Linked DNA regions of Homo sapiens: all the other regions are linked to region 1. A link is a loop called in an ENCODE intact Hi-C map of the cell type or tissue named here. Cell type or tissue: PC-3. All regions are shown on one strand. Each heading gives the region's core, and the rest is flanking DNA. Links, peaks and the distances in the headings are about the cores only.

Region 1 (5,485 bases), core at 161-5,160:
TCTGACATTCACAGATTTATTGTGGTTCAGGAATTCATGACATGTCCTTTGAGTTTACCCTGGATGACAAAGAGAGTAGAAATATGATAATGAAATCATTATACATAAACATTAGTCTTTTCCACACATTTTCCTTACACTGCCCCCTCCACCAAAAAGTGTAAGTAATGGCTTGATTTGCTACATTCTATAATGCTTTAAATAACTTTAAAAAATGTTTTCCCAACAGAAATATAATAGCATTTGGTACATAATAACTAAACCTGATGTACTGGCACATAAATATAATCCTTCTTTAAATTTTTAAATTAGATCATTACATTTACAGTTCCATTTTTAAACTATACTTTTTAAACAAAACATTTGATGTTAAAGGGGAAATATCACAAGGACAGATGGGTTGTTTCTATCCCTTTATACTCCACTCTATTTTCTTTTTTATATTAAATACTAACATTAAGGAAAATTAGTGTCTTTTTGTTGTTCTTTGTGAAATAAATACAAAAAATCATGTGCGCAAACTGCTAAACTTTAACAAAGCAATACATAGAGACTTATTCTTTTTACAAATTAAAATTTATTTCAAGTCTTTTTCATTCAATGCCAGGCCTAAGACCACCAACCAAGAAATAATCTCTAGATTTTAATAGCCCCCATTAATATCTATGAAAGCACAGTAAATGCATAATTTTCACATCAGGATATGGAACCACAAGAAGTGAATTATTTATATGGACTACATAAAAGTAATCTAGCAATACCAACATTTGCCAAACAAAAGTATCCTTTATAATTTTCATTCATTCAACAAAGATTCATTGAATTCCCACCAAATGCTTTGCACCAAGGCAGAAGTTTTCAGGGATTTGAGATGTATAACATGCAACTCCTATCCTAGAGAAACTAGGCTTTTTGTGTGTTGAGAGGGGAGTTTAGCAGACACAGAAGTATGTGTGCACAAGATAACTTACACCTACACAAGATACCCAGTCATATTATGTGATTACAGATGCAATAACAGTCATAGTAGACAAAGGGCATAGTGGCTCAGAAAGAATTGTGCTCACTATTATTTTTTAACTGTCTAATAAGTTGTCATGGAAATGGTGGGGCATTATTCCAAAGGATAAACCAATGGCCAAGGAGTCCACTCCTCACAGATGTATACATCTAATTGAAAGGAATTCTGTTGATACTCTGTTACCCTGGATAAATATTTTTATACCTTAACACCCCTCTTCCCTCTTTCTCTTCTCCCACTCCACACCCATCAGCTGCTTGTGCTTGTAGTGCCTGTTGCTATGATTCCTACATGTTCTGCCAGAAATCCTAAGCAAAAGTGAACCTTAATCTTTGAGCACCAGAGAAAACAATGTTACATTAATGACCTATCCTTATACACAAATGAGAATTGGGAAGGGGGCATATATATGAATGCATGGATTTCCTGAAGAACTTTCACGAAGAGTTATAAGCCATCTCTTGTATCATCTTCTGTGGAACCAAACCAGCCTCCTCCAGAATTATTAATCTCTGTGAATAGATGACTAAGCTAGATGGCAACTAAGTGTTCATACTTTGTAGTTAAGTTTTCTAAATGTTTTTGAACCTGCAAATTTATCCTCTTTTCTTTTTTCTTAACATTATAGTTTTAATCTTTAGAATCAGCACTAGAAGAAGGATCATTAAGAAACTTAATGTATGTACACTTAAAGGTAAGGAAATTAAAATCAGATATAAACTGCAGGATGTTCATAACAGAGGAATTGCTTTTGTTTCTAACCCTCCTGGGTCCAGTCTCCAGCCATGAGGTATCATGACATCATCATGTGATGGTAGTCCATGATGTGAGATGGAACAGAGAAGACATTAAGGTGTTACAGTGCATCCTGGCCAACATGGTGAAACCCCATCTCTACTAAAAATACAAAAATTAGCTAGGCATGGTGGTGCACGCCTGTAATCCCAGCTACTCAGGAGACTGAGGCAGGAGAATCACTTGAGCCGGGGAAGCGGAGGCTGAAGTGAACTGAGATGGTGCCACTGCACTCCAGCCTGGGTGACAGAGCAAGACTCCATCTCAAAAATAAAATAAAATAAAAATAAAAAATAAAATTGTTACAGTGGCACAAAGGTTCTCCAGAAGGTAGAAAACTTACTGTTTTTCTTTAAAGCCTTTTTCTGCTTTGTTTTCTTCAGAACTTGACTACAATTAAGATATTTCACACACGTTATGCCTTATTTGGAGAAGTCAAGTCATGCATCCTTTTTTTTTTTTTTTTAACAAACTGCCTGCTCTCTGCACCAACAATATGGATGCTGTTTTCACATATCAAGCCAAAAAAGAAATCAATTTATAGCCTGTTATTCAAATTAGGCCATCTGTGAATTCCTCGTTGTACAGAGAGTTTTTATGGCCAGCTATTCTTAAAAGTTGACAGGTGTTCAAGAAATATGTGTTAATTTTACAAATTGAAATTTTATTTATTAAGAAATTCCATGCACTCAGAAAGAGATGTGACTTGAACAGGCTAGCTTTGTTGAAAATGAGCAATCCAAATCTTTGAGAGATACAAGGACCAACTTTCCAGGCCAAGATGCCCCTTTAAGTAATGAAACAGTAGGATTTATTTTACTACTGAACGGTTAGGGATAGCCAAAATCTTATTCTGGGCCACAAGTCTATGACCTATTTAAAAGCTGAGAGACTTTGTACATTTCTGAGGTTAAACAAAGGGGCCTATGGTTCAAAAAAACGTACAGCAACGAAGCCCAGAGGCAAGGCCTGAGTAGTCGGGAACAGGCTGCAGGAATCCAGCTCTTCCCAACTTTGCTCATCTCTGTTGCTATTTTATTTAGTGAAGTTATCCTTAGTGACTAACTCAGAATCAACAGATCTTATGCAAGTGAATTCCTATCTGGGCTAACAAGAACCAGGGAGGTGGTACAAAAGAACACTGAAATCCTAGAGAAAAGGTCTATGGAAACATCAGCGATCTTTAATTCACTTTTCTCTTCCTCTAAGAACCTGCTTTTGTATTTCCCTTTCTCTCCTTTTCTTATTACTCCCCTTCATCAGTCATTCTTTTCTGTAGTCAGTTGGGTTACCACCCAAACCCACAGTGACACCTGCTGGCCAATTTGCAATGGTGAGCCTGAATCCTGCGAGGTCTTGCTTGGCCCACAGTAAGCAAGAGTCCATTGAGGCAAACACTAAATACTACACAATTCTTTTAGAAACTTAGACAGTGAGAAAAAAATTAAGTGAGCATTGCCAGGGAAGTTCAGGAATGGAGAATTTTGCAGAGAAAGCTGCCTGAACCATTACAAATGTAAAATGTATGTATTATAGGTGTTTTTACCTCATAAAAAATAGCCAAAAATATATCCGGTGCTGTGAGACAATTGTGAAGACTTAAGAAAATAGTTATGGTAATCACTCATGGAATGTCACTTTTTACATTGGTTTTCAGTAACTACACTTATAGTCCAAAAGGTTTTATATTAGCATTAATTTATATTAAGTCCCCCCCAAAAAACGCAGGAGAATATGTTGCACAAACATTTATTTCCTTTAAATATATTGATTAGAGCTCCAACACAAAGGGTTAAAAATTTAGGTTTAAGACTTTTTTTTCTGTTATTTCCCAAGGACTTCCAATTCTTGGTCAAGTTTCTTTACTGAAGAATATTCATATTTTGTTAATCCTAAGTATTTATACATTGGTTATTTTGGCTGGGTACATTTTTGAGGATGTTTGCTTTGTTTCAAGCAAATCCGTTCCTGACTGGAAAGTACAAATTCTAGCAAAAACAAAGACAACAGAAATATTTTTTAACATTAATACATTTTCTTAAAATATTTACACTTTTCATTTGAAGGTTAAATCCTAGGAATAATTCTCCATACACATGTTCATATTTGAAACAGGAGGTTGTCCCCAAGGACTTGTAGCAACAAATGTGTATTGGACAAAAATGTTGGCCTTCTTCATCCTTACTCTGTGTTCTAAAAGCCAAAACTTCATTTTAGCATGACCTTAGAAGAATAGTGATACTTTTAGAATTTCCTGGTATTTGGTGGAAGGAATGTTTTTATTTGACTGCAGATGTCACTTGGTTTACAGGAAGGATTTGGTAATGCATTCATGCCAGTACTGCACTTACCCCAGATTTCTTGCTATGTAGGAAGAACACATGTCAAAGCTCACTGTTTGTTAAATGGAAAAGATTCAGTACACCAGAAGCTTCTATTATAAACATTGTGACTTTGTGCAATTTACAAAATGTTCTATCTCCATTAAACAATAAACCCTTGACCCCAGAGCTCAGTTTTGGGATTCTGCGATTTGAGAAGGTAGACATAATGGATGGCAATAATAAATGAAAAGTTCAAGAGGTTAAGAAAAACTGTTTAATTATTTCTGTACAGCGTGGGCTGCAGAAAGCTTGCATGTCTGCCTTCTTCCTCATAGAAACACTGCATGGAAGAGATCCACCAGGGCAGCCCAGGCAGGGCATAAAAGCAGGTTGCGGTCCCTCAGCTGTGTTTATGAACAAATGATTTCTAGATACCCTTCCATCTCTGAATCTTTGCAGTTCCTGCCAGGGGAGATCCAGTGCCAGTCCCAGCGCTCAGCATCTGTTTTCCAAAGAGCTTGGATTTGTTAGCATGAGAAATTCATTGCTCACAGTTGCTCCCCAGCTGTGGCACTAGTGAGTGTAGCCTCTTTGCCTTATTTATTTGGAGAAAACATGTCCTCTCTTGGAGGTTCTCTTATATAACTAGTCCTGGACACAGGCCGCTGTGCTTTTAATCCCAGGCCCATTAAGCTGCCTTGTTAGTGAAAGAACTCCTCCACATTTGAATTTCACAAGGTTGGGATGTCCACATGAGGGCAGAACTTGGCGATTCCCAAGGCACCAAGCTCTAAACCAGATGTCTAAGAAATAAGGGAAGTCTATTAACTTGGGCCTTAATTGGAGAGATAATCTAGGGACAGGTCTCAGTGGAGCTTTGGAGGCCAGGTGAAAAGCCTTCCCAGAAGGAAATGACCAGAGCAGAGCTGCTAGGAATTCCTCGCAGGGTCCACACTGCATTCAGAGCAGGAGCTATCAAAGAATGCTTTGTAGGTCTAAACCCTGGATCTTAAGGATAGCAGACAAGCATTCTTGTTGTTGCCAGATGAATGTGAATTCTTTAGAGCTTCCTATCTCTCCACCCATCCCAAAAAATGTACAATAAATTGCTATCTGTCTTATTCCATCTAGACTTGCAGAAACCAGATAGGGGCAGCTGCTTAGATGACCCTTGGCTTCTGAACTCTAGAAGAAAAGCATTGTGAAAGCTGGGACATGGGAAAGGAAAAGAACTTGGCTTTGCTTTAATTTAGACACTGAGGATTTTTTCTTTAAAATCTGGGGAAAAAACCGTAGAAATCAAAACTTTAATGAAAGAATTATAGAATTTATTCAGTGTCTTAAT
Region 2 (5,485 bases), core at 253-5,252, 390 kb before region 1:
ACCAAAAAACTGTATCTGTATCTTCTCCCTTTTCTTCTGATTTTAAATTACACATGATTGTGACTGGTGATAACCAAGACCTATCCCATGGAAGGCTTTAACATTCAGCTCCAGTGCCAACTGGCAACATTTCTTAGGATATCCTGGTGAACACAGCAGGGAGATAGAATTTGATTGGTTGATTCATTTCCTACCAGGTCATAAGTTATCACCATTGAAGGTATGGATGGGAAAGGGTAATTTGACAGGATATATTTAGATGCCTGAAATACTTCATAATCTTGTTATTGCCTATTTTTCTGTGATGGCTTAGAAATGACATTTTGTTCAAATAAATGCAATGAGAATAAATGTTTTATGTAAGATACAAAAATAAAAGAACACTCAGAAGTAACTCAAGAAATGCAAATAAAGCAAAATTTAGTTATCACATTTGAACTTAACTATTTGGCAAAGATTTAAAGATTGGTGATATCATATATTTGCAAGAATGTGTGAAGATGGGCAGGTGACTGACTTCTCACTGTGTTATTAAAGTGCATATTAATAATTAGGCATTATTAATAAAAATTTGTACAACTTTCTGGAAGGCAGCCTGATACTGGATTTCAAAATTTAAAACTCCACTTCAGGTAATTTATCTCAAATACACCAAAATATATATACAAATCATCAGAGCATTAGAAATAGTTGGAATAAAATAACTAGAGACTTAAGCATCTATCAATAAAGGATGGATCAAAATCATCATTATGCATTCATACAATGAAACTGTATGTTGCCACTAAAAAGAATCAGTCATAACTGTAGTCACTGGCATGGAAAGATATTTCAATAGCATATTATTTTTAAATTAAAAAAATGCAATAGAAAGCAACTCTGTAGGAAGGACAATTCCATCAATATTAAGTTGTGTGTGTTTGTGTGTGTATGTCTTTGTATGTACACAGATGTTCAGAATGTCTAGCACCATAGTTACAATGATAACTTCTGGAGGATGGGATTTGGGTAATTTCTACTGATTTTGAGTGTTTTTACTTTCTTTAGTCTTTTGTAAAGACTAAACATTTTCTTCATATTATCTTTATAATTAGAAAAAAGTATGTTAAAATATTTTTGGATAAAAATATGCTTCCTAGGGCCAAGACATTTACCCAAAGAGTTCCATAAACTTCTGTCTTGCTCAGATATGTTGGTTTTATTTATAAGCATAACTCTTATATTCAGAATATTATTAAAGGATTTGTAGTGTATTGTGAACTTCCCTTTTAATAAACATGAAGTATTCCAATAGTGGCCAATTAAATTAGGAATATGACACATACTCATTGAAGACAAGTGTCATGGGCTGAATTTTGTCCCCCCAAATTCATATGTTGAAGTTATTAACCTCCAGTGCCTCACAATGGGACTGTGTTTAAAGATAGGGTCTTTTAAGAGGGAATTATAATGAGGTCATTAGGGTGGGGCAATCTAAGCTGATTGGCGTCCTTATAAGAATAGGAAATACAGACACAGACACATGTAGAAGGAAGTCCATGTGAGAGCTCAGGGAGAAGAAAGCCATCCCAAGGCAAGGAGAGAGGCTTCAGAAGAAATCAACCTTGCTGATAGCTTGATCTCAGACTTCTGGCCTCCAGAATTATGAAGAATAAATACATTTCTGTTGTTTAAGCCACCCCATCTGTGGGGCTTTGTTATGGAAGCCCTAGCTAACGAGTACAAGTGAACCTCCCTCATCTGTACTTTCTATTGGGAGTGTTGTTCTTGTTCAATAACATTTCAAAGTTATTTAAATATATTTTACATGAATGGTCTTGAACGAATTTTATTAAGTTGCCCAAGTTAGTAAAAGAAAAATGTGCCCAGTATGTACCAAATTCACCATATTACACCTAAAAACAAATCATCAAAGGTAAAAGTCTAAAAATAACACAAAAGAATTGAAATTATTTCAGCCCTAGATTGGGCTGGGTTTAGCAATTCTGAATTGCAGAACTCCACACCTACGTATATAAATTTTGAAATTTATATATAAAATTATATAATTTATATAATATATTATATAACATATATAATATATTACATTTATATACATTTTTATAATTTATAATTTACATATTATATGTAAAAATTCCACATCTATGTATATATGAAATTTTGAAATTTATATACATACATGTGGAATTCTGCAATTTTCATTAGATGAAAGTATTGAAGAGAAATATGATTTTAATCAGGGCTGTTTCTTGAAAAATTGAACAGCCTACTGTTTTGTTTCATGTATTGTTTTAATGTAATATACGACTTTTTATAGGGGAAGGAAAAACTCACACTCTGGAGAATTTAAAAAATGAGAAAGTAAACTACTCTTTAATTGGTGGGCCTTTTAAAATTTATAGTTCTAATGCTGTTCATGTAGTGATTTTTATTTAACAATATCTCAAGGTTTTAGGTAAAGCTTTAAACCTTTTGGAATGTAAAGGCATATTTGTAAATGAAGGTTTAATTTTACCAAAGGTATGGTAGCTACTTGATAGTTATGAAGTATGAAATCCTCTGGAAGAAAAAGTTACTTTTAGTTAACATGTGTTGGATCTTGTGTATTTACAGGAAATGTTTTCATTTAAGACCACTGATACATTAATAGTTTCCAGGCACATTTTATGACAGGCCCTAAGTTTGTTCTCTTTTGAACAGCTAGGAAAGGATGTTTTTAAAGTAAGCACTTAGATTTGCCTGGATCTCATTTATAAAGCAAGGGTCTTAACTCCAAATGCCTCTGAAATCAAACTATGCCCTGGAGTGGTGAATTCCCCAGGGATGACCAAAGCATCTTCCACTCAGTTTCTCTTTACTGTCATTCAAGCTTCCTAAGTCTCTTGTACTCTTCTGTTTCCTCTCTTGAAAAGCAGTGAATGGATGCAGCTCCTGGCTGTCCTCCACCTTCTTCAGTTTTATTCATGGACAGTCTATGACTTTACTTTCATCGTTCCTTGGAGAAGTGCTAATCCTAAACGATTTAGTACAGTACTGGTTTAAAGCTCTGTGCTTATTCTGACACTGGGTTTTGACTGTCATTATATTTTTAATGAGCATTTTGACACCTCTAAGTATTGGGAGGATTTGATTAGGTGGAGAAATAAGAATGTGTTATCAAATGAGAGGGCTACAGTGTTCTCAAGAAAACAAAGTGCTTTTGATCTCAATCCTTTTGTCTTCCAGTGTGTTGCTAAAGCCCCCTAGTGGCCAGGTGACCCCAATCAGGTGCTGAGTGCCCCCTCTTGGGGAGAGGATCCTAAGGATCTTCCTATCTCCAGAGCTCTCTGAACTATGGTAGAGGACTATTTGTCCCCAATATAGCCTGATTCCCTGGTTTAAAAACTTCTCAGAGAGTCCTGGCCTTTACCTCTGCAAGCTCCCAAAGGAAGAGAGAGCCCAGCAGTTTCTCCAGCTGAGAAGAAGGGAGATCACTGAAGCCTTTAACTAAGTAGCAGGGGATATTTCCACTGTTTGTGAGGAATGGAGAACTCATTAATGTGCTGAAAGCTGTGAGCTGGGGCTCCCCAAAGTAGCTTCCTGGCTTTAGGTGTCTTATTCTGCCTGCACAACGTCAGAAGGAGGGAATGAAAGAGTCCAAATTTCCTCTAGACCTCCTCATGGAAAAGTTTAGGAAGCATAAAAATATAGTCTGGGGCTGGGAGCAGTGGCTCATGCCTTTAATTCCAGCACTTTGGGAGGATGAGGCAGGAGGATCGGTTGAGCTCAGGAGTTCAAGACCAACCTGGGCAACATGGTGAAACCCTGTCTTTACCAAAAATCCAAGAAATTAGCCAGGCGTGATGGTGCACACCTGTAGTCCCAGCTACTCAGGAGGCTGAGGTGGGAGGATCACCTAAGCCTGGGAATTTGAGGCTGCAGTGAGCCATGATACCTCTCTCTATATCTATATCTATATATCTATCTATATCTCTATCTATATATACAAGTATATCTATATTTGTATATACATGTATATATCTATATATATATATACACTATGTATACATGTATATATAGATATAGGTATAGATGGATATATAGATATAGATATATAGAGAGATATAGATATAGATATATAGATACAGATATATATAGAGAGAGTCTGTACACTTACATGACTTGGTGGCTTGCTATAAAATTAAATGACCCCTCAACTTAGGTTCTACAGTGTATACCCTTGAGGAATCACCTCTCTCCCCCAAGAACCCATTCCTCTAAGCCTATATAGCCCCCATTTATAAACCTATGACCAGGGACAATGTCTTGTCTGTATCCTCAGTGGTGAGCAGGGTGTCTGGTATATACTAGGGGCATACTTAGTCTTGGAATAATTAAAGGTAATGGAATCCATTTGATTTGAAGTCTGTGTTTTTGAAGAGATCCTCTAAATTGTAAAAGATGCACTTTACAAGTTTTTATTTTTATTTTTTTTTTTTATTTTAAGACAGAGTCTCACTCTGTTGTCCAGGCTGGAGTACAGTGGCATGATCTAGGCTCACTGCAACCTCTGCCTCCCAGGTTCAAGTGATTCTCATGCCTCAGCGCCCCCAGGTAGCTGGGATTACAGACATGTGCCACCATGCCCAGCTAATCTTTGTATTTTTAGTAGAGACAGGGTTTTGCTATGTTGGTCGGGCTGGTCTCAAACTCCTGGCCTCAAGTGATCCACCCACCTTGGCCCCCCAAAGTGCTGGGATTACAAGTATGAGCCACTGCGCTTGGCCACCCAGCTTTTTAATTAATTCTTTTTTTTCATGTGTGTGAGCTAGGTATAAGGCAGCATGCTGAGCATTATGGGTGATGCAGAGAAGTCCTAGAGAGAATTAATTCCTGTTGCCAAGGAAGGAACAATAATCCCATGGAAACTACATGCCCACCTTGATCCCATGCCCCCTATAACTCCTACCCTAATTCTTCACTCCTAGTCTGGTTTCCCCCACCTTGGACTCACCCTTTATTTCTCTTCTCTCTGCATTCTGTACCCTGGACTTCATGCAATCTGCCCTTGGTGAGATGACCACATTGTGAATTCAGCAGTCATGTTGTAGTCCTCTGAACCTTCATTTTGTCTCTGAGAGCGTTTGACACATGGAGCCATGTCCTCATTTTCCACTCTGCTCCTTTCTACTTCCTGGCTGCACCTTCTTGGTCTTTTGTTTTTTGGCCAACATTCCCTTCCCTTACCAAATCTAAGTGTTGGCTTTTATTTGGGCTCTATCTTGGGCTCCCTTTCCTCACGTTGCTTTTCTGGCAATGTTAATCATGGGATAAAAATCAGAAACACCTGGAAAGTTATATATATATATATATATATATTTTTTTTTTTTTTAAAGCTACACACATCCAGACCCCAGAAATTCTGATTTATTGGGCCTTTGGTGTTTGTATTTTGAGACAAATTTCATGAGTATTTCTTAGTACATCCCTTGTTAAGAACTATGAC
Region 3 (5,485 bases), core at 260-5,259, 68 kb before region 1:
AGGACAGCAAAAGATAATTCTACATTTTTTACAAGTCTTTTAAAAAAATCTTTGAAGCATTTCTATAGTGTTTATTATGTAAAAACATAGTTCTAAATGCTTTTGCAGCTATTAATCTGATTCTCCATGAGAAGGATATTATTATCATCCCATTTTACAGGTAGAGAATCTGAGGAAGAGATGAGGTCATTTGCCCAAATTCACACAGCGAGTTAGCAGCAGAACTGGGGTTCCAACTCATGTAGTCTAGTGTCACAGGCCGTGTGCTCAGTCATGACACCATGCTGCCTGGTGGCTTTATTTATTTATTTATTTTTTGAGACAGAGTCTCATTCTGTCACCCAGGCTGGAGTGCAGTGGCACAATTTCGGCTTACTGCAACCTCTGCCTCCCGGGTTCAAGCGAATCCCTTACCCCAGCTTCCCAAGTAGCTGGGATTACAGGTGCCCACCACCACGCCCGGCTAATTTTTGTATTTTTAGTAGAGACAGGGTTTCACCATGTTGGCCAGGCTGGTCTTGAACTCCTGACCTCAAGTGATCTGCCCACCTAGGCCTCCCAAAGTGCTGGGATTACAGGCATGAGCCACCGCTCCCAGCCCCAGTGGCTTTAATAATGACCAAACCTCATCTGTGTTTTCCTCATACACACCCACACTCTCTGGTCCTCCCCACATTGGAAAAGTGCATAATAAGTTTCACCCAGTCATTTCTCCAGAGTCTCCTGAACTTATGGATCAAAAGCAGCCCATCTGAAGTATGGCCCTGGCTAGGAAAAGCCTTCATGGCAAGTATAGAACCTGAACATGGGCTCTTGGTAAAAACTTTCGGTCCTTAGAAAATTTAATTCTTAATGAAAAGCCAATGTTCAAACTATCATTCTCTATGGAAAATAGGAATCTATTCTACAAGATTGACTTTTTCCTCCATGATTTTTTAGTTGTGGGAGTCAAAAAGACAGTATGATTGTGACATATTTTAAAGAGCAGGTGCTTAAATATTTAATGACTTTCAATAGTCCCTCTTTTCTAGCATTCAGGAAGAGTTGAGCAGAAATTGGCAGAAACCGTGTCAGAAGTTCCCATGTTCAGTCACCACATTACCATGCTTGGCTGGCTGAGATGGAGTGACAGAATTTACCCCTCTAGGCTGTTTCTCCATTTTTGAAGTGAGAAGGGCAAACTCTATGACTTCTGGAGTCTAATCCAATTCTTACAGGATTTTTAATTCACTATCCCCATGGCTGCAAGACCACTAGAGATCTGCCTCCTGACAAGGCTTTCCTGCCTCATCTCAGATCCCTGAGCTCCTTGCTCATGAAACTCTAGGCACATGGGCTTCCCTTCTTCCAGAACGCTAATCCCTTTCCTGGCGTAGGGCCTTTCCACCAGCAATTCCCTCTGCTGGAAAGCTGGATCATCACCTGGTTAGCTCTTTTTTATCATTCAAGTTGCTGGTTAACTTCTTTAATCAGCTCTTCTGTGAGCCTGTCCCCAATATCTCAAGCTAAACTAATCTTCCCATCCCAGCACTAACTCTCCATCAATCACCCTGATTTATTATCACCTATCAAAATCTGATATTCTCTTGTTTATTTCTTTTGTTTATAGTCTATCTCCCCCCATTAGGTATAAACTCCATGTCTGTCTTATTCATCATTTTATCTCCAGTACCTATGTAAGTGCATAGTAGCTACTCTATGAATATTTGCTGAGTGAATAAATTCAAGAAATGCAGGACTCCTAATGCAGGCAAAATCAGAGCCTAAGAGCAAGAGGCAGTAGGATTCCTTTCTAAGAGTCACTTCTTGGTGCTACACTTCCCTTTTCTTTTTTAATTTAGTGATTTCAGAACGAAGGTCTGAGTGACTATACACAGATCCACATTGTAAGAGGTAGGTTTGTGTGCCCTTTCTCTTCTGTGGATGGATCTCCTACCTCTTGTGAGAAGTTGTGAGTCTTCAGTGACATCTTGTCTGGTTATACTACCTGCATCACAAACAGAAAATTGCATGTTCCCCCTTAGGGAGACCAGCACCTTACTGTGAGGACAGCTGTGTTGCTCTGGTTCTGCAGATTCTGGGCTTCTAGATCTGAATAAAGGTAGGTTCAAGTCAAGTGGCCATCTGGGCAGAGAAAGGCTGGATGCTGTACTCTAAGAGGTGCTTCTATATTGGCTTCAATGTTTCCTGAAGCTGATTTGATGTTGGCTACTGCCCTGGTGCAAAGGTGTCCTTTCTCTCTTAACAGAAGGACTGAATACCATACCAGATAATAGTGGATATTCTGTCTTGGATCTCTGACCAGACAGAGAGGCTTGACAAAGGCTTAGAGGCTTGACAAAGCTGCGTGGAGTTTCTGGGCGTGACACCTACAGAAGCTGCTCCTCCCAGCTCAAAAGGGAGCAGCTGCCTCCTCAGGGCCAAAGGCAGAGTCTCCACCCAGGTGACTCACCAGGGACTAAAGTAGAACGAGGAGGAACAACCCTGGTGAAGTCACGGGACAATGTGAAAGCATCACCACCTGGATTTCAGAAGGGAAGGCTTGGCCCTGGTGTGTGAGGAACCATCTCAACACACCCATGACCCACGGGTAGAGAGCTGGCTTCATAGTTTTTAATGGTTAATTGACTTTGACTTTTCCTTCTCCCCTCCAACCAGTTTCAGAACCTCCAGGTCTGTGAAGAGACAGATCTCAAATTCCTCCATTCACTCTCCCCAGCCTCCTACATCAAATATGTTATAAAGTAACAACTCAGAACTAGTGATTTTCTATTCCACTGTAAACAGATTTCAGAGTCGGAGACTTCAGCACTTCATTGCCCCAATATTTGGTTGAGAAGTACTTCCTTAAGTATTACCAACTTATCTCTTGCAGCAATATCAGCCCATTTCTTCCTATTCAATCTAGTGTAAAGGAGCAAAATAGTGACTATCTATATTCTTCATGATCCTTGAAAACAATTAAGTCAACCCTTAGCTTTCTGTCTTTATTCATCAAATGTCAGGAGAGAACATGCTCCCACCATTATAATCTTTCCGGTCATCCTTTTACAAACTTTACTTCTTTGCATCATTCTTCTAACTATGAAGTCAGAATTGTACATCCTGCCCTCATAAGGTCCGTGGCAAGTCTTGGAGCAACAATAAGTTTCTTTCCAATTTTTGATGTCACATTCCTATTCTTTCTGATCTGGAAATGCATGGCTGACTTATATTCAACTTGAATTTAGATCTCAGGTCTTTTCTTGTCATATAGCCTCACCCAATTCTTCCCTAGACAGGGTTAACTGCATTAGTTTTTTTGTCCCTGGATATACTGACCTTGTCCTCTACCTCTTTTCAGATGGTTGGTGTCCTACATTTCCCAAGTTTATTAACATTTATTTTTCAATCACTGAAAGTTTCAGAAAACTCAGACAGCTAAGAAGAAATACCTGCACATCATCTGACAAGAACATGGAACAGTCTTGGCACCAGGAAGATACAGATGTGGCTGACCCAGACTTGCTCCCTAAAGTTCACCCTGAGCTTGTGATACACAAAATTTGTTTAAGAGTTCCTGTAGTGATGTCCTCACCTGTTATTAGAGTCATTCGGGCCTCACCTAGAGAATAGTTGTTGGAAATCTGTTCTCAGCTTCATTTGTTCTCTTGGCTTATTCTCACTTCCATATTGCTCTGCCTGTCTAGATACTTTTTTTAAACTTATATAATGACAACTCAGGACGACTGATTTTCTATTCTATTATAAGCAGATTACCAGGTCAGAGACTTAAGCACTTTGTTGCCCCACTATTTCATCTGTCATACGCACTTTGCCCATTTCTTTTCTAAACATTGTTAACTGTATTAGGATTCTATCCCTAGGTAGACTGTCCTTTTCCCAATTTTATTCTGTTTCGGATCATTGTCTTACCAAATTTATTAAGTTTAGTTACATTTTTTTTTTCCTTGGAGGTTTCCCAGACTCAGAAACCTAAAACTGCCTGGGGTGGTCCCAGCTTACGTTTGTATTCTCAGCATAATTATTACAGAGTTTCCTTTCACTGTCAGAAGAATCTTGCTTTGGATGGTAAATTATATGGTCACTCTGCTGGCCTTTCAGACTGACTCGGAACCACCCCACACACCTGACTGAGGGCACCTCAACTTCTTCCAGAACTTCAGTTAGAGACTACATGTGGTCTTTCCTCCAGGACTAGCTTCTGGTGGTCTGGAAATGAGTATCTGACTCCTGGCAGGGGTGCTGTGGCACTGCCTAGGACATTAAGCTGAGCTTCTTTCTAAGCTAATGGAGCCCATGAAGGTTAGATGATGATTACTCTGATTCTGTGTGTACCTCATAAAGATGCAGTGGAGTGGAGCAATTAAAAACTGGAACTTTGGAGCAGGACTGCTTAAGTTCAAATCCTGGCTCTGTCACTTTCATTTTATATCATTTAATTGGGGCCTATAAACCCATGTACATGTTCTTTATTAAGAGATCTTTGAAACAGAATATTTATACATGCACAGACCCACACTCATTTAGTTGTACTTGTGATCTAACATTTGCAGATTTCCCATGTCACAAGATCTAATAACATGGACATGGCATGGATGACTCAGCTCCAAGCCAGTTTGTCATATTATGATAATTCATGGGACAGTAAGCTTGGCAAAATTTCTCAGCACTAAGACTTCCTCTCCACAAGACAGACACAACAACTATTCCCCCTCTGGATGTTCAGTAAAAGCTGAATTATGTCATTCATTTATTCACTCACAAAGCATATGTTCTTTATGGAGCTCTCAGCCGTACAGCATTAAGGGCAGTAAAGAATCTAAAGAAAATAATGTCCATGCTTAATCTCAAGTAGTTTGTTACTGAGCTGGAAATAATCGAAGTATGCACACAAAAATTGAATGACCATGCAAGACAATGAAGCCAAAAATGCAAGACACTGAAAGTGAAAAGAAATATAATAACTAAATGTCAGATGACCTCACATAAGATCTATAGAAGCTTAGAAAAGAGAACCTAGGAATGAAGACACCAAGAGAGTCAAGACCTAGAAGAAGATGGAAGCTGTGAATCTGGGAAGAAAAACATAAATTTTAGATATGCATTGAACATCAGATTCAGACTAAATCTAGTATCTGGCATCAGCTTCAGCCTTGGCTTCTAGAAAGCCAAACACCTACTTCAGTGTCCTTTTTTAGTATCCTGGAAGTTGTAAATGGTCAGTGATCCTGTGATTGTGCAGCTTAAAATCTTATTTGATGAGCTCAGCAATGCTAGGAAGATGACAAAGCCATGTCATTTGGAGTAATTTTTAAAATAGATGTGCCAGCTTTTTATTCTGAGAAGTAAATATGTTAGAAAGGACAATCCTTATTATCATTTCATACAAGGATATTTGACACCAAAATATAGATATGACATGATCAGATTTAATTTTAATATCTCAATATTCACTTTCAAGTATGGGTAAGTATTCTCAATA
Region 4 (5,485 bases), core at 234-5,233, 250 kb before region 1:
CTCAATTCAGGTACTTAAAGAGGTCAATATTTCTGGAGATAAAGACATCATCCTTTTCCAGAACTGCAGGGAAGAAGAGGAAAGGGATGGGACAGTCATCTGTCAAAATGGTTGTAGGGGCAGCCTGGGAAGATGGTACTTGAAATTAATTTCCCTGAGGGAACTTGGGGTGAGATGGCATGAGGGCCCCGTGAGGAAAGAAGGGTGCTCATTCACACTGAAGACCCTGGATATATTCTTAGGGGCTGGCACTAGGCTAACGTCTTAAAACTTTGCACTTTAAGCTGGGCATAGTGATGCATGCCTGTAGACCCAGATACTCTGAAGCCTGAGGCAGGAGGATATCTTGAACCTGGGAGGTTGAGTCCAGCCTGGGCAGCATAATAAAATACTGTAAGAAAAAAAAATCTGCACTTGACTCAGATTTGGTCATTTGAAACCAACCTAATGTGTTATTTGAGGCACTGAAAGGCAAGATCATCATTTCAAATATAGGGCTAGTTGAAAAGTCACACCTCAAATAACCTCATGAACTTTTAAGGACAGGAATGTATTTTGGCTCAAATTTGAGAAATGTATGGATTTAACTTTCAGAAACTACTTAACAATAACCTTGATGCAGTTAGGAATGCTTTGGCCATGTTTCCATTTGCATGTATGTGCTGGGTTTGGAAATCTGGGCTGTGTACTCCAGAATCACCCAAACTTCCCAAATGTGATTTAATTCTGGAGAATTTGAGAAGACTTTACATGTTAGACAAACGTAAACTGGTTCTGCACTCTATGTGGTTTGCATGAAAGCTCCCAGTGGCTGAGCTGGGTTTCCCAAGTGTCCAAAACTCCCTGAAAGTAAAACCCTGGGTATGGGTTCCTTTAAGGTCAGTCACTGCATTTTCATTCCAAAGATTTTCTTGTTCTTGAAAAGGACCAGGCAAAGGGAGGGGTCTCTGATCTGGAGCATCTCTGCTTTTGGCCCAGGCACCCATCACCCCATCAGTTTGATTCCTGCTCTGTAACCACAAAGACAAGTATGATGAATCTCCTTTTGGAACACAATGCAGTTTGCTTGGATAAACATCCACTTTAGACAAACAATAAAAGCAGCTCAAGTGGGGCCTTGGCTGCTCTCCTGGTGTTACGCTCATGAATATGCCTTTGGTGCTTGGCAGCAAAAATTTTCTGGTTGCACAAAATAGTAAACCACCCTTTGGGAATACCCATCCCCTGTCCTTGTTGTTCAAAACATATTGGAATTTAAGTTATTAGCCCTAAACAAGTAACAAATTTAACCCTCTAAGTCTCCATTTCTATGTATTGTAAAGGAGGATTTTTTTTTTTTTAAATCATGAGGGAGAATTCTAAGGGAGTTGATGAAACAGATGCTGTGTAAACACAGTTCTATTATGTTGAAAGATATATCAGCTCAGCCACAGAGCCTTTACTGATCCCTCTGTTAGAAATCATTTATCTTCTCCTCTCCTCTGAACTATTGCTACACTTTGCTTTTTCTTATGGAGTACTGATTTTATCTAGCATTTTATTTATTCGTGTGTGTGTCTTAATTTCCCTTCTAGACTGTAATTTTCATAGTGGCATGAAATTTATGTCTTATTCAACTTTGTTTTCCCTACGAATTATATATATTTATATATACACACACATATATTAATATATAAACAATAGACATACAAATATATTAATATATACAAATAATATATACACATTAACATATTATATATAAAATTTGCAGGGAAAACATATATATGTGTATGTGTGTAAATATATATAATAACATTGGTTTTATAAATATAAAACCAATCCACCAATCCATTCCCATACTTCCTTTTGGTAGACTTATTCCTTTATTCAAAGATTTTGTCATTTGGTATGTGTTGGTTACTGAAAATAAGCTATTTTTTTTTAATCACCGTGCCTTGTGCTCTGTGTTTGTTAAATGGGATCACAAAGTAAAAGCTATTATTTTTATCCTCCCTTTACAGGTGAAGAAACAGAGGCAAAGGGAGCATAAGCAATTTTCCAAAGGCCATACAACATGTAAGTGGCTGAGCCAAGACTGAAATCACCAGGTTCTTAACCACTAGGCCATATTGCATTGGAGTGTTGCCTCCTGGAGTAAGACTAGGTAAGAAAATATGAAAAACATATGGCCCCTGAATCAAGCACTTCACATTGTAGTAGAAAAGACAGACCTGCAGAAACACCATAAGAATATAGGCTGATTGAGTGTAGTGATGGAACTTTGTGGAAAGGCCATAAACACAGCAAAAGGGCTGCCCCCAGGTGGCAGTGATCACTGGGACAGGGCTTAGGTGGAGTGTGGATTTTCTTTGTTTGACAGGGGTTGTCTCAATATCAAAAATGGCTCTTTTAGTAGGGAGGATAAGATTTTAGAGACCATCTTCCAGTTCACCTCCTTTATTGCAAAAGAGGAAGCTGAAATAAAGAAATTTAGGAGATTCGCTCAACACACAACTGATTAATTGCACATTCAAGACAGAACAGAAAAAGTTGTCTAAATCCTGTAGCAAACCTGAATTTTCCTGAAGATTCATTTGGAAGAAGAAACAGCCAGGAAAAAAAAAAAGAAAGAAAGAAAGTAAAAGAGATGGTAAGAAATGATAATGCCCTTAGAAGGCCATTATAAAATATAGAAAAATCAGTGAAGAAACAAAAACATCTAGAGTCACAAATGTCATATTGGCATCTCCTACTTTAGAAAAAGGTACAAAAAATAAGACTTTCCCCTTCTTCCCCATGTTCCTCCTCAGGTCCCCCCACCCATCCCCTATCCCTGTTTTCTACAGAAGCTTACATAGAGAACTATGAGACTATTGGGCATGGTGGTCTGTGCTCTGCACCCTAAACATGGTTTCACTGATTGCTAGTTTTCCATAAGAATACAAAACCAATTGTTTATTGTACTGTCACAAGTTTGCCTCCCTCAGGCTTTCACTATTTCAGCTAAAACAGATGCTATTTAGAAATATAGAATATTGTAAAAGCCACTTAATTCTCTAATGATTTCAATTATAAAAGGTAAAAATTTTTTACCTCCCCATGCTTCAGGTTAATTTTGTCCTCACCTTATGTTTTTGTTATTCTCTCTGCCTCGATTCTCCCCTCATTTCCATCCATTTAATTCTTTGCTCCTCTTCCTGGAATTCATATAGTAGGAATTCCACCTCTCCCATGTGCATTTGAGCCAAAGTTCCCAAAGCAAGTTCTATGGAACATGATTACCTGAAGAGCTTCCTGAAAGCTGGGTTCCATGGTCAAAGAAGCTTGAGAAAACCTCACATTATCTCTTGTCTGATGACCAGAATTTATTATTTGTACCTTAAAGTTTAGCAGTCAATTATTGTATATGTAAGAAATGATTAAATATCTATCATGGACCAAGCATACACAGGGCTGAATATGGGAGTTATAATTGTTCCCTCACCCTAAGTAAGTCTTGTCTGTTTACCCAGATTTTGTAGTTCTGGAAAGTAAGGACTGGTCCTATTGTATTGTTATACTGTTATAGAGTTACAGTATAATGGCAATAAGAGAGGCTCAATAAATGATTTCCGGTTGGCTTGTTGGTTAACTAAATGTGAGTTAGCTTTTACCAATAAAAATTGCTTTTATCTTCTCCTTGAAAACTACTCTGCAAGAGAAAGTGCCTTTGATCCTACTTAGTAGGATAGTTTTTCTAACAACAAAACTCTCTACAGAAAGTCTGAAATGCATCTGCATAATGTGACTGACTCAAATAGCAATGTCCAACATCAGAAAAATACCAATTTTCCAATTTTGGAATGCCTACCAGGATACATAGAAGACCACAGGGAAAAAAACACCACAATTATCCCCATTTTATTCTCCACTACAGAAATCCAGCCTCTGTTGCTGGATTTGATGTCTAGCCACAATCACATGTGACTAAGTTGAGTTCATGAACTGAATTTGGGCTGATCCCATTAAATTCTTAAATAGAGAAAAATATTTGTTCTCACCTGACCAGCTTTGACTAAAAGGCATCTTGTGGTGAGGACAATGCAAAATGAAGCATGCCATTCTCCTGTCACACGATATCTGCCTCGAAATCAGATTGCCACCCAGTGATTAATACCGTCTGTCTAACACATTCCTTGTTTGGGGGCTGGGTGTCAGGAAAGAAGGATTTATTATATCATAAGATGTCCATGAACAAACTCCAGGGACAGATGTGGTAAAAACAGGACTTAAAGCATTTGGTGAGAATATCCCAGTTATTCTTTAAGGGACTTGTCAAACATTAAATTAAGTGAAGCAGAAGGGTTTTATGATTTTTCTCCCCTCCTTAAGTGGACTGTCAGAGTTATGTTACTAGAGTTAATGCTACCAAATTTGAATGCTTGAGTGCAGCCCTGTCTTGAAGTATTTGTCAGGGAAAAAAAAAGACTGTTTGAGGCTTGGCAGACACTTCCCATATGAGTTATGAGAGAATAAACTATTTCCAAGTTGTACTACTGAAAGCTGAAAGGACCTATGGAAGACCTTCCAAACTGTTATTATAAATAGGAATTCAAACCATGGAAGAATTCATGCAAAATCTTGATTCAGAGCATACTTGAACTTAGCATTTCCCTTACCATGGCCTTTCTGAGTGTGTTACTTAACACTGCATAAATGGTTCTCAACTATCTGAGGATGGTGTTTGATGTCCCTGTTGCTGTTGAGTGCAGAATTAAAAACAACAAAAAACGGCTCCAAATTTCAAGTATGCACTATGCAGGTGAGCTGGGAGGCAGGACTTTCTGCCAGTGGAGTCATTTAACTCTAGAATGTGCTGGTAAGAGTGGATTTGATGGAGGGTGTGAGTTGTCAGCTCAGAGAAACTTAAGCTGGAATGTAGCTTGTTACCATTTGTTACTGCTCTGCCTCACCTGAAATGCTGTTTTCTCTCCAGCCATACCAGATCCTCTGTCAATTAGAATTCTGGTCCTTGATGAAACCTTGTTAGATTGCAGGCCCTAAAGGCAGAGGAAAGGCAGCAATGATGGGGGACGAGTGTTTGCACTGTGTTGGTCTCTCCCCATCACCTTGATACATCTATTGAGAACAGATAGTCAGTTCCACAGCACAGCATAAAGTTTCCCCCAGAGTGTGGTCCTTGAGCTACCTGCATCAGCATCATCAAACAAGCCTTTAAAATGCATATTCTCAGGCCCTGTGCTAAATATTCAGTATTAGACTCTCTGGGAGTGAGGCCTGGGAATATGCATTTTAAGATTCCCCAAGGGACTTTGGTGTACCCTGCATTTCTACTTGAGATTTGGGTTACCTCTTTTATTTGTAGTTGCAATTGTTTAGACCAGATGCTTCCTGAAGAAGAGGCTACAGGAGAGGGAGGAGACGGGGTAGGGGAAGAGACAGAGACTGGACCCTTTGAAAGGGTGATGTTGGGGTCAAATGGACTTCGAGAGCAGCTGTAGGGCAG
Region 5 (5,485 bases), core at 362-5,361, 710 kb before region 1:
TTCTGGTTTCTCTTGAATCCTTGGTGGCTCTGAGAGGAGGGGATGGCATTCTCAGAAGGAGATGGCTGTCTGAGGCCATGGCTGTCCCCTGGATGCTGGCGGTGTGCTTGCCCACACACAGTTCCCAGACTCTCCAGCCTGTCTGCCTTGGCCCTGCTCACACATCTTCCTGCCTGCCTCCAGGCACATGATGGAATTCGTAGGACTTAGGAAGGCCTCTCTTTCACAGGTACTGGCTTTTAACAATTAGAGGATGTTCTTTCACGCAAAAATGTCTTCTCTCTTTCAGAATGTACTGTTGACCCTTGAACAACACAGGTTTAAACTGTGAAGGTCCACTTATACATGAATTTTATCCCATCTTTGCCACCCCAAGACAGCAAGACCAACCCCTTCTCTCCCTCCTTCTCAGCCTACTCAACATGAAGACAACAAAGATGAATGATCCACTTCCATTGTATGATGTTCCTCTTCCACTTAATGGATCATAAGTATATTTTCTCTTTCTTATGATTTTCTTAATAACATGTTGTTTTCTCTGGCTTACTTTATTGTAAGAATGCAGCATATAATACATGTAACATACAAAATATGTGTCAAATGACTGTGTTATCAGTAAGGCTTCTGGTCAACAGTAGGCTATTCATAGTTAAGTTTTTGGGAAGTCAAAAGTTATACACAGATTTTTGAGTGTGTGGTCAGGGTGGCAGTCAGTACCCCTAACCCCTGCATTGTTCAAGGACCAACTGTATTGCTTTGGTGTAGATGTCCATGAAGTCATATATACCTTAGTGACCAACGTGAATTAGTTTGTCAGATGATACCAAAAACTAGGACAAGGGTGGGCATAAAGGAAAAAAAGAGGAGGAGGTCTCAGTGAAGGACCTTGTGCTCATTTAGCATGTGGGCTGAGGACAAAGATTGGGCAGAAAGTACAGCAGAGCTCCCTCCCCTACATTCATCTGTTTGAAGCCTCTACCCAGGCACATGAATAACAAGAAAGCTGTCTGGAGGCTCGTGGAGGCCTTGATGTCTCCTGTTAATAGAGATAGTGGAACTGTTTTTTCTATGTTCTTAGGTTTCTGGGCATATTTTGAGAGGAGGGAAAGAGTTATAGGGTGACTATAAAGGGAATAATTCTGCAGATAGTTTTGAGCAATGCCATTACATAAATCATCTCTATTTAGTCATCTGAAAGAGCAAAGAGGACTATTTTAACTTCAGCTCCTTTTAATTCTCCATACAATAGAGGTACTAAGGGTGTTAGCAGAGTGGCCAAAAGTCAGGGAGCTTGAGTGAGGAGGGGAAGAAGGAAAGGTCTTGGGCATCCCCTGACTTTGAGTCCTGGACCCTGGCCCTAAGAACAGCCACACAGGCCTTTCCCCACAGCCTTGTCAGCCAACATCCCCCCAAACTGTGTCCCACTTAAAATAATGAATCCCAGAATCCCTTATTGGATTCAGCCAATCCACATGGTGTGGTTCGGCTTTTAAGAAGAATAAATCAACATTTAAAGCCTGCCTGGATTTATTGTAAACAGTCTCTCTCCACTAAAAATGGCCCACAGTGTGATTTGGCCCCGTGCTAGGATGGTGGCTCCATTTTGGAGCCACATTTGCCTTTAAAATAACACAGCCGTGAGCAAATGCACCTCACTGTTGGCTGCATGCATGTTTTCTTAGGAACTTGAAAGGGCTTCTCTCTGAGTCACCTTAGCTGCTCTTCTGAGTCATTTCTAGGGTTGAGAAGGAGAATGACAGAGAAGGGAGCAATGAGGCTGGGTGAGCAGCAGCCTCACTGTTGTTCTTGCCTGCTGTGACCTGTGACATGTGCTCAGATCTCCTCTGGCCTCGAGGAAACCCCTGGAAGGCGGTCTTCCCATCTACCAGGAAGGAGTAGACAGATTTTTCTACCAGTGCAAAAGGGTGTTCAGTGTGTATTGCAGGTTGCCCTGTAGCCTTCCCAAGACCAACTTTCCAAGACTGCCAGGCTTGATCCCCTTTGAGGCTGGTCCCAGGTGGGGGTGGCCTTCACCTGCAGCACCCATATACTCTGTAGCCAGCACAGGGAGGCTGCCTAAATCTCCTTACTTACCTATGAGGTATGCATAGATCTGAGGCTTGAGTCATGGTGGAACTTGTGACCTATCCCTGATCCCACTCTTTGTTTGTGATCTGGAGGCCCTCTCACATCCCCAGTTTCTGATAGAGTCTTTGCCTCAGTATCTGACTACTGCTCAGGCATATTACAAAGACATTACCTACCTGGTGAGATTTCTTACTAGAAATATGTTTTTCCAGTTAATGGTTCCCTGGAATCCGAATAGGTATATTTTAACATTGGCTTCACTATTTGTTAGTTTGGTGAATTAGGGCAAATTAACTTAATGTTTTGAAACCTCAATTTCTACAACCATATAACAGAGATTGCAATAGTGGTAACTAACTTCATAGGGCTGATGTGAGAATTAAATGAGGTAGTCTCTGTAAAGTACTTATCAGGGTACCTAGAACCCATTGAGTATTTAGTAAATGTTCCTATTATTATATCTTCATGAATGTAGAAATTAAGATGCACTCTTGAGACTCCCAGGGCATGACTGGCCCATTGCAAAACATCATAGCTACCATGAACATCTGAGTCTTCATAAGTGGACCTGGCCTTAAGTCCTCCTGGCAGGTGTATCATGCTGATCTCATGGCTGGTCTGTTCAGGAAGTTCATTGCTGGCTAAGGGAAGAGCTCCCCTCCCAGAGGCACATGGGCATCCCCTGGAGAGAAGATTCCAAATTTTCCAGCCAGTCTTCAGTCAGCTCTTTGGACCCAGGATCTGAGGCTACAGCAGTATTCAGACTTCTTAAACTATTTGAATAGCTGCTTCCTTCTGCATCCTTGGACACATTAAAAGCAGTGTACACATAAGACTCTTTGGCTAGTGTTCCCAAGCTGAGTCAGATTCTGGGTTGAAGGTGAGACACAAAATAGCAAACAGAAGCAAGGCAGACAGGCACTCACACCTGGGTGCTAGGAATGAACAAAACAGATGCCCAGAAAGTCGGGAAGAATTTGTCTGTGAACACAGAGTCTTCTGGATTTACCATTTTGATTCCAGCAGCTCCTAGAAGACTTTCAAAGTGAAGGAGTGCCCCCTTAGGATTGCTGAAGTGACCAAGCACCTGTGTGGGGAGCCACACCCAGCCATTCCTAAGAGGACTCTGATTTATGGAGAGAGGGATTCAGAGCTCAGCTGCATTCTTGTGGCTGGGATCAAAAGGGCTTTCTCACTGACCACAGATCATATCCCGGCAATTCTCCCCAGACAGAACATTCCTGAGAATGAATGTGGTCTTGACCACAGCCCATGGGGTGGAGTAAAACTGGGAGGGTACATACCTGGGAGGATGGCATTTTTAATAGTCTAAAACAAAGGTTTATGTACCCCCAGACCAGATTTGGAGAACGTTGTACTCTCCCCTTCTTGCCTAGGCATAACCTGTTTAGTGGAAAATGAGCTAAACTGAATTTTCATCCTGACAGATTACTTTACTTCTTTGGGACTTAGTTTCTTTGTTGAAATGGGAATGTTTGATTCTAATCAGAGGGACCATTTTTAGGTGGTTTGCCACAGTCCTCACCTTTCCATATTGTCTCATATATGGCTTGCTTCACTCCTTTCCAGTACCTCTCTGACCCCATTAAGAATTTGAATTTGTAGCCTCTGGACTGGATAATCTGTAAGCCCTTTTCCCCTCACTTTCCAGCTGCAACATTCTTGAAAATCATAGTTATGAGTAGACTATTTAAAATAACTGTCTAGTTGAGATGTGTATGTGTCTTCTGGAACGAGGAATGGACACAGCTGGGACTGGGAGTGGGGTGCCTGCTGGTGGAGTCATGTCTGGCAATCCCAAAGCAGAAAAGAGTGCCAGCGTTAAGTGGGAAAACCTGCCTACGGGACTGACACATCCAAGATAATCCACTGTTTGCTTTTCCAGAGTATTCTCAAGAGTTGGCTTGCTCACTTGTTCCAGGGCAACTTGTCCCTGAAAGGGTCAGCAAAATTGTGCTTTCTCCTTTGACGGGGTGTGTGAGCCTGGCAGAGAGAAGAAAGGGATGAGGGATTCTGAACTTTCTTCTGCCAGCCAGCATCACTTATGTGAATTTCAGTTGTCTATGTCTGTAATAAGAAGGAAAAAAAATGCTCAGTATAATTGGATCTCCAAATCCAAATCCATTTTGGAAGATACTGTACCCAAAATGAGCTGGTATAAGGCAGAGGGGGCTGCCCAGGCCTCCCTTTGTTTTTCTTCCATTCCTGATGAAGTCACAGCCAAGAATTTTGTTTGATGAGGAAGTAAATTATATCATATGTGTAGGTCTTTAGAGATAGTACCAGCCATATTTGAAGGACTTTTAACACAAACATTAATATTTATATCTGGCCTGTGGGTTCTATTTGTGGCACAATAGCCTGAACTTAGATAAGAATCCTGTAGATAAGAAGAAAGTTTATGCTTTAGTTAATGAGAGATTTCTCGCCTGCCCTTCCTAATGGACTCAGCAGTTGGCAATTACGTCGTGCTGATAACTGGCCTCTCTCGGCTCCCCAAGCATGGAGCCAAGAGAAGGGGTATGGTGGAGGGGGCTGATAGACAGGGAAGAGTCCTGTAGAGTAAAGAGAATATTATATGATAAATGGCTCCTAGCTCACAGAGTGGTATCCAAAACTCAAGAAAAAGAATATTCTGAATACTGAACCATTAACTGAGGGACAAGATCTCACTCACAAGCTGTGGACACTGGAAAAAAGAACAATGTATGGCTCTGTATCATCCACCATTTTCTTACATGTGTAAGTACATTTTTTTTAAACAGCTTTCTTCCTGCACAGAGCTCATTAAATTAAGGAAAGTAGGCTACTCATTTGGGGAGCGGACTCTGACAAGTACCGAGAGAGGTGTAGCCTCCTTGAAAGTTCTAGAAATCTTGTGGATTAGAAAAAACTCTTTCAAAGCAGGCCTTGATGGTTGCTCATAATACAGTGGAGTGTCTATAATATTACTGGGGCTTAGAGAGACCCTGAATATACAGGAATCTTTTACCTTCTTAATAAAAATACCTTTTAAAAAATAAAGTGGTTATGTTAACTTTTAGGGATATGGATTAGTCACTTGACTAATTATATACTGAGTTTATCAATGTAGTTGCAAATATTCAAAATTGTCTTCAATATAAAATGTTTTTAATTTAGAAATACTGCATTGTTCACTCTCATAGTTTAAGAAACTAGATATTTTATTAAAACTCTTCACCCCTATCTGTGACATATAGGCCTTCTTTCTAGCCCTGTAACACAATTTATCAGAACACATGGTCCTCACCTCTGTCTGTTTCAGAGATAGAGTGTTTGAATCTGTGTATGCCAAGCCACAGTTTGCCATTTATATAACATTGGGGAATTATTTTGTTTTTCATTTATTTTCTAC
Region 6 (5,485 bases), core at 299-5,298, 490 kb before region 1:
ATAGACTGGATTAAGAAAATGTGGCACATATACACCATGGAATACTATGCAGCCATAAAAAAGGATGAGTTCATGTCCTTTACAGGGACATGGATGAAGCTGGAAACCATCATTCTGAGCAAACTATCGCAAGGACAGAAAACCAAACACTGCTTGTTCTCACTCATAGGTGGGAATTGAACAATGAGAACACTTGGACACAGGATGGGGAACATCACACACTGGGGGCCTGTCGTGGGGTGGGGGAAGGGGCGAAGGATAGCATTAGGAGATATACCTAACGTAAATGACGAGTTAATGGGTGCAGCACACCAACATGGCACATGTATACATATGTAACAAACCTGCACGTTGTGCACATGTACCCTAGAACTTAAAGTATAATTTAAAAAATAAGTAAATAAATAAATAAAAGAATTCTCAACTTGAGAAAAAGGTATTTTGAACTACATGATAATGAAGGTATTTCATATTTGTAGGAAACAGCTAAAGCAGTGCATAGAAGGACATTTATACTTTTAAGTGTTTATTTTAGAAAAAATGCTTAAAATAAATGATCTACACTTCTACTTGAAGATGACAGAAAAAGGAGGAAATTGAACCAAAATTAAGAAGAAATATGAAAATGATACATACAAGAATGAAAAGCAATTTACATAGAAAAGGGACAGAAAATAGAGAAAAGTAACAAAGTCAAAAGTTTGTTCTTTGAAAATGTTAATAAAATTGATTAAAATATAGTAAGACAGAGAAAAAAGAGAATGTACAAGTCACAGTTGTCAGGAATGAAAGAGAGGTCATCACTACTGATCCTAGAGGCATTAAAAGGATAGTAAAGGGGTAGTATGAACAATTTTATGCAAATAACTTCAAGAACACAGATGAACAATACATCAGAAGCAATACTTTATACCTGGAGGTATTGCAGAAATTATTAACATCATCACAAAGTTGAAAGACAAAGGAGTGGTGAATCCTCCTATCTTCATGACAAGTTACCTAGTAATAACAAGTAATTTTGGAGAATATCAGTCGATTATTGTAAAATTAGTTAGGTAGTAATAGTAACTCCAATCAGCTCCTATCCTAGATGTGGGTTCTATCTAGTTTGCTGCAAGACTGCCTATCATGAATGGGTATTATCTTACTTATCAAGTCATAAAATTGGGTTGCCTAGCAGCACTTACTCAACAAGGCTAAGCAAGTGACATAAGACTGAGTTTAAGCAGGCCTTAAATGTACCAGTGAGTTGTGTGAGCAAGCGGCTCACATTCTCAGTGTTCCTACTGTTGATGCATAGCCACATCACCTTCTACCTGCTTACATAGCTTCATGGGTGGGAGGAGTACCCTATGACCAGTTGATTAAAGAAGCAAAACATTAAACTTGATTTTTAGGTGATACTGTGCTATATGCAGACTGTTCTCATTAACCTCAATTGTGTGTGATGACAAGGACAATGATGAAGAGAAATCCTCTCTGTAATAGGCAGAATTATATGTGGAATATCTTTTCTTCACATATCCTGGAAAGAAAGTTGTCCTGCATTACGAGTCTAAAATGACTTATAATCAGTGGCTAATACTTGTCTGGGTCATCAGGGACTAGAGAAGAACAATACTGAGGATTGATAATGAGAGGATCTAGGGGCAGGGTAAGTGGATGGAAACCTCTATTATACCAAGGGTGGGTGGTAGGAGTGGCTTGCCCCAGGTACAAGCAACTTTTTAGAACTTAGACCAGCAGAAAGTTTTTTGAGAGGGAGTATTGTGAACTGGCATTGTTTGGAATTGCTAGCAGATGGTGCTAAGAAGAAGAAGATTAAATCGTAGTTGCCATTATTATTATTATTATTTAAATTATCTGCCAACAATGCACTTCTTATCACCTGCACCTGTTGAACCACTCCCATTTCCCCACCTTAGGTCCAGAGTGTGTCAGTATTGGTGCCTTATGAATGCTCACCAATGGCCCTCAAAACTAAGGACTTTCTCAATCAGATGGCAAAGGATGGACCAGATGGCCAGTTCAGGGATGTAAGTCAGCAGCCACTTTCCTTGGCCACTCCAGTGATTGCTCAGTGAGCTTATTGAAAGTGTGGTGGGAAGGATGAAAATTATATATGTGGGATATGGCTTCTTTCACTGCTGTGTGTCTACTTTGCCAACATCAGAGATTAACACTGAGCCCTGCTATGTCACCATAAATCAGTATCACTGGCCAGCCACCTGGTGGCAGAATAATGATATTGGACTTTTATTGTTGGCAGGGGGTAGGAATTAACCTTACTGGAATAAACAGTCTTATATGAAATTGTCTTCCTTAAAGCACTCAACTCATAAAACTAGAAAAGATAAATAAACGAAATTGAAGAGAGGCATAATAGAGACAAAAACAGAAATACTTTTAAACTACAACAACCACAAAAAAGATTTTAACAATAAAACCTATAGGTCATAAATTGAAAAGACTTATGAAATAGACAAAAACTATTGCTATTCCACTAATAGATTAATACAGAGAGAATGGCAAATAAATATTTGGAATGAGAAAGGCAACAAAATGGTAGATAGGAAAAATTATTTAAGAATCTGTCTTTAGGCTGGGTGTGGTGGTTCACGCCTGTAATCTCAGCATTTTGGGATGCCGAGGTGGGCAGATCACGGAGTCAAGAGATCGAGACCATCCTGGCCAACATGGTGAAACCCTGCCTCTATTAAAAATACAAAAAAATTAGCTGGGCACGGTGGTGTGTGCCTGTAGTTCCAGCTACTTGGGAGGCTGAGGCAGGAGAATCACTTGAACATGGGAGGTGGAGGTTGCAGTGAGCTGAGATCACGCCACTGCACTCCAGCCTCGTGACAGAGTGAGACTCTGTCTCAAAAAAAAGAGAAGAATCTGTCTGTAAGTGTATATCAATAGACTTGAAAATCTTGATTAAATCGATAATTTTCTAGGTAACTGCAAATTATCAAAATTAACTAAAGGAGGTAAAAAAAAATCTGAAATAGGCTAATAAAAGGAATAAAATAAAAAAAGATAGTAAAAGGCCTACCACTCTGAAAAAAGGCACCAGGTTCAGATAGTCTTACGTGCAAATTGTACCACATTCTTAAATATTAGATAATTCCTAGGCCATATAAACTAAATGACATTTACACCTAGTTGATTTTTGACAAAGGTGCCAAGAACACACAGTGGTGAAAACTGGATATCCAAATACAGAAGAATGAAATTAGACCCTTACCTCACACCATATACAAAGATCAACTCAAAATGGATTAATGTAAAACCCAAAACCATAGAACTACTAAAAAAAAAAAAATAGGGGAAAATCCCCACAATATTGGCCTGGGAAATGCTCTTTTTGGATATGACCTCAACAACACAGGAGACAAAAGCAAAAATAGACAAATGAGATTACATCAAATTAAAAAGACAGCAAAGGAAACAGAGTAAAGAGACAGTCTACAGAATAGTGGAAAATATTTGCAAATTATACTTCTAATACAAGGGTTAATATCCAAAATATATAGGGAATTCAAACAACTCAATAGCAAAAAAACAACCCAATTTAAAAATAGGCAAAAGACATGCAAATGACCAATAGGCATATGAAAAAATGCATCATTAATCATCATGGAAATGCAAATAAAAAAAAACCACAGTGATATATCACTTCACTCCTGTTAGAATGGCTATTATCAAAACGACAAAAGATAAGTGTTGATGAGAACACTAATGTAGAGAAAAGGGAATCCTTGCACACTAAGGGAATGCAAATTAGTACAGCCATTATGGAAGACAGTATATAGTTTCCTCAGAAAATTAAAAATAAGACTACCATATGATTTAATAATCCCACTGTTGGGTATATATCCAAAGGAAATAAAGTTAGTATGTTGGGGAGACATCTAAGCACTCCCATGTTTATTTTACCCCTGTTCACAATAGTCAAGATATGGAATCAACCCATGTCCATTAACAGATGAATGGATAAAGAAAATGTGATATATATGTCATATGTATATATGAATATCTTATATATATCAGATATCAGATATATCATATATATATATAAATATTATTCGGCTGTAAAAAGAAGGAAATCCTGTCATTTCCAACCACATGGATAAACCTGGAGGACATTATGTTAAGTGAAATAAGCCAGGCACAGAAACACAAACACCACATGGTCTCACTCATATATGGAATCTAAAAAAGTTGGTCTTGCAGAAACAGCGAGTAGAATGGTGGTTGCCAGACGTTGAGGTGGCTGGTGGGGAAGTTGCGGAGATGTTTGTCAAAGGATACAAAAGTACAGTTAGATAGGCAGAATAAGTTCAAAAGATCTATTGTACAGCATGATGACTATAGTTAATGACGATATATTGTATTCTTGAAAAATGCTAAGAGAGTGGATGGTAAGTGTTCTTACTGCAAAAATGTTAAGTATGAGGTAATGCATATGTTAATTAGCTAGATTTTATCATCTCACAATGTGTGTATACTTCAGAACATTATATTGTAAATAATAAATACATAGAATTTTATCTGCCTATTTAAATAAATTTGAATATTCTTTTAAAAAATTAAATGAAAAAATACTATGTGGCTGGCAAAACTCTGATATAAAACTAGTCAAGGGACTTTCTGTTTCTGGTCCAGCATGTAAGGAGCTTAGAAGTTCACCACTCTGTCCTAATAATAAGTAAAAGTCTGAATAAACTGAAAAATCAGCAGCAATCTGAGACCCATCAGAGAAGTGAGGTCACAGGACTAACTGCAGCCTCCCCAAATTAGAGTGACTGACAGGTGGATACAGAAAATCACAGCTTGTGTGAACAGAAACCTGTGAGCATACACCTCTGTGGCAACGAGTACCAGTGTAGGAAAACATACACTGAAAGTGAAGCATTACCAGAGGCCCAATGTGGACAACTGTGAAAATTACAAACTCTAGGGGACTTCCAATCTTCCGGGGGAGAGGGTGCAGTGGGGTTGTGAGGAAAGGTTCTCACAATTTTGTTCTGCCTCCAGGAACTCTACCAGGTCCTAACAGTGAATATCAGAGAAAAAGCCTCTCGTGTTTCCGCTGGGGAAGGAGACAAGAAACCATTTTAAAATATGCCAGTGCATTCTGCTCTTTTTAGCAAGGCCTTCCCTGAAGAGAAGCTATTTTATCAGAGCCAGTCTGCTGGCATATTATCAGAGTAACCAACCTGGGGGAATACAAATATCCATAGAGTTGTAGCCAACTCTAGCTTTCCATGTAGGGGAAGGAAAATACCCAATGCCAATTCCCTTTAGCCATCCTGTCCCACCTAAGGTGGAAAAAACAAAATTGAGAAACACTGCTGAAATTCACAGTCCAGGGGCAGAGGCTCACCCAAAGACTGAGACCTGATTATAAGACTGTAGAATGCTTCCCCTTGCCACTACATTACTAACAGCCTATTTACTGCAGTTCCTTTTACTCAATACA

Evidence for each region. Hi-C counts contacts between places; a loop is a spot of excess contacts. Peaks named below come from ENCODE experiments on the same cell type or tissue, not always from the same donor. Only the 100,000 strongest peaks of a DNase experiment are listed, where the experiment ranks them.
Region 2: it touches region 1 in a loop (5-fold over the local background); 9 of 110 quality-filtered maps call a loop at or near these places.
Region 3: a loop joins it to region 1, with 2.1 times the contacts of the local background. A loop is called at or near these places in 7 of 110 quality-filtered maps.
Region 4: a loop joins it to region 1, with 5 times the contacts of the local background. A loop is called at or near these places in 3 of 110 quality-filtered maps.
Region 5: a loop joins it to region 1, with 4 times the contacts of the local background. A loop is called at or near these places in 2 of 110 quality-filtered maps.
Region 6: it touches region 1 in a loop (10-fold over the local background); 9 of 110 quality-filtered maps call a loop at or near these places.

What each region holds. Positions count from the first base shown.
Region 1 is chr14:53,537,324-53,542,808 of GRCh38, reverse strand. The region is part of intron 2 of LOC105370504 (a long non-coding RNA gene); the gene reads right to left. Among named protein-coding and RNA genes, the nearest start is that of LINC02331, 310 kb to the left of the region's middle. In PC-3, for the core only: CTCF peaks have their summits at 2,923, 3,129 (motif pointing left) and 4,876 (motif pointing right); a DNase peak (open chromatin) is centred at 3,118; H3K27ac peaks cover 336 bases.
Region 2 is chr14:53,927,841-53,933,325 of GRCh38, reverse strand. No RefSeq gene overlaps it. Among named protein-coding and RNA genes, the nearest start is that of MIR5580, 18 kb to the left of the region's middle. In PC-3, for the core only: CTCF peaks have their summits at 3,045 and 3,253 (motif pointing left); a DNase peak (open chromatin) is centred at 3,255.
Region 3 is chr14:53,605,541-53,611,025 of GRCh38, reverse strand. The region is part of intron 2 of LOC105370504 (a long non-coding RNA gene); the gene reads right to left. It overlaps LOC124903316 (a long non-coding RNA gene), which reads left to right. Exons shown (of 2, transcript XR_007064176.1): 1 at 1-2,101; 2 at 3,402-5,485. Among named protein-coding and RNA genes, the nearest start is that of LINC02331, 240 kb to the left of the region's middle. RefSeq lists an enhancer at 1,912-3,111. In PC-3, for the core only: no CTCF peak of the experiment used is centred there; a DNase peak (open chromatin) is centred at 2,425; H3K27ac peaks cover 679 bases.
Region 4 is chr14:53,789,912-53,795,396 of GRCh38, reverse strand. It overlaps LINC02331 (long intergenic non-protein coding RNA 2331), which reads left to right. Exons shown (of 6, transcript NR_184221.1): 3 at 2,001-2,055. Among named protein-coding and RNA genes, the nearest start is that of LINC02331, 58 kb to the left of the region's middle. In PC-3, for the core only: a CTCF peak has its summit at 2,301; no DNase peak of the experiment used is centred there.
Region 5 is chr14:54,249,996-54,255,480 of GRCh38, reverse strand. No RefSeq gene overlaps it. Among named protein-coding and RNA genes, the nearest start is that of CDKN3, 140 kb to the left of the region's middle. RefSeq lists an enhancer at 2,702-3,901. In PC-3, for the core only: CTCF peaks have their summits at 3,145 and 3,878; DNase peaks (open chromatin) are centred at 1,730, 2,940, 3,270, 3,960 and 1 weaker place; H3K4me3 peaks cover 2,061 bases; H3K27ac peaks cover 4,230 bases.
Region 6 is chr14:54,022,599-54,028,083 of GRCh38, reverse strand. No RefSeq gene overlaps it. Among named protein-coding and RNA genes, the nearest start is that of BMP4, 69 kb to the right of the region's middle. RefSeq lists an enhancer at 4,931-4,980. In PC-3, for the core only: CTCF peaks have their summits at 2,021 and 2,221; DNase peaks (open chromatin) are centred at 1,243 and 2,223; H3K27ac peaks cover 407 bases.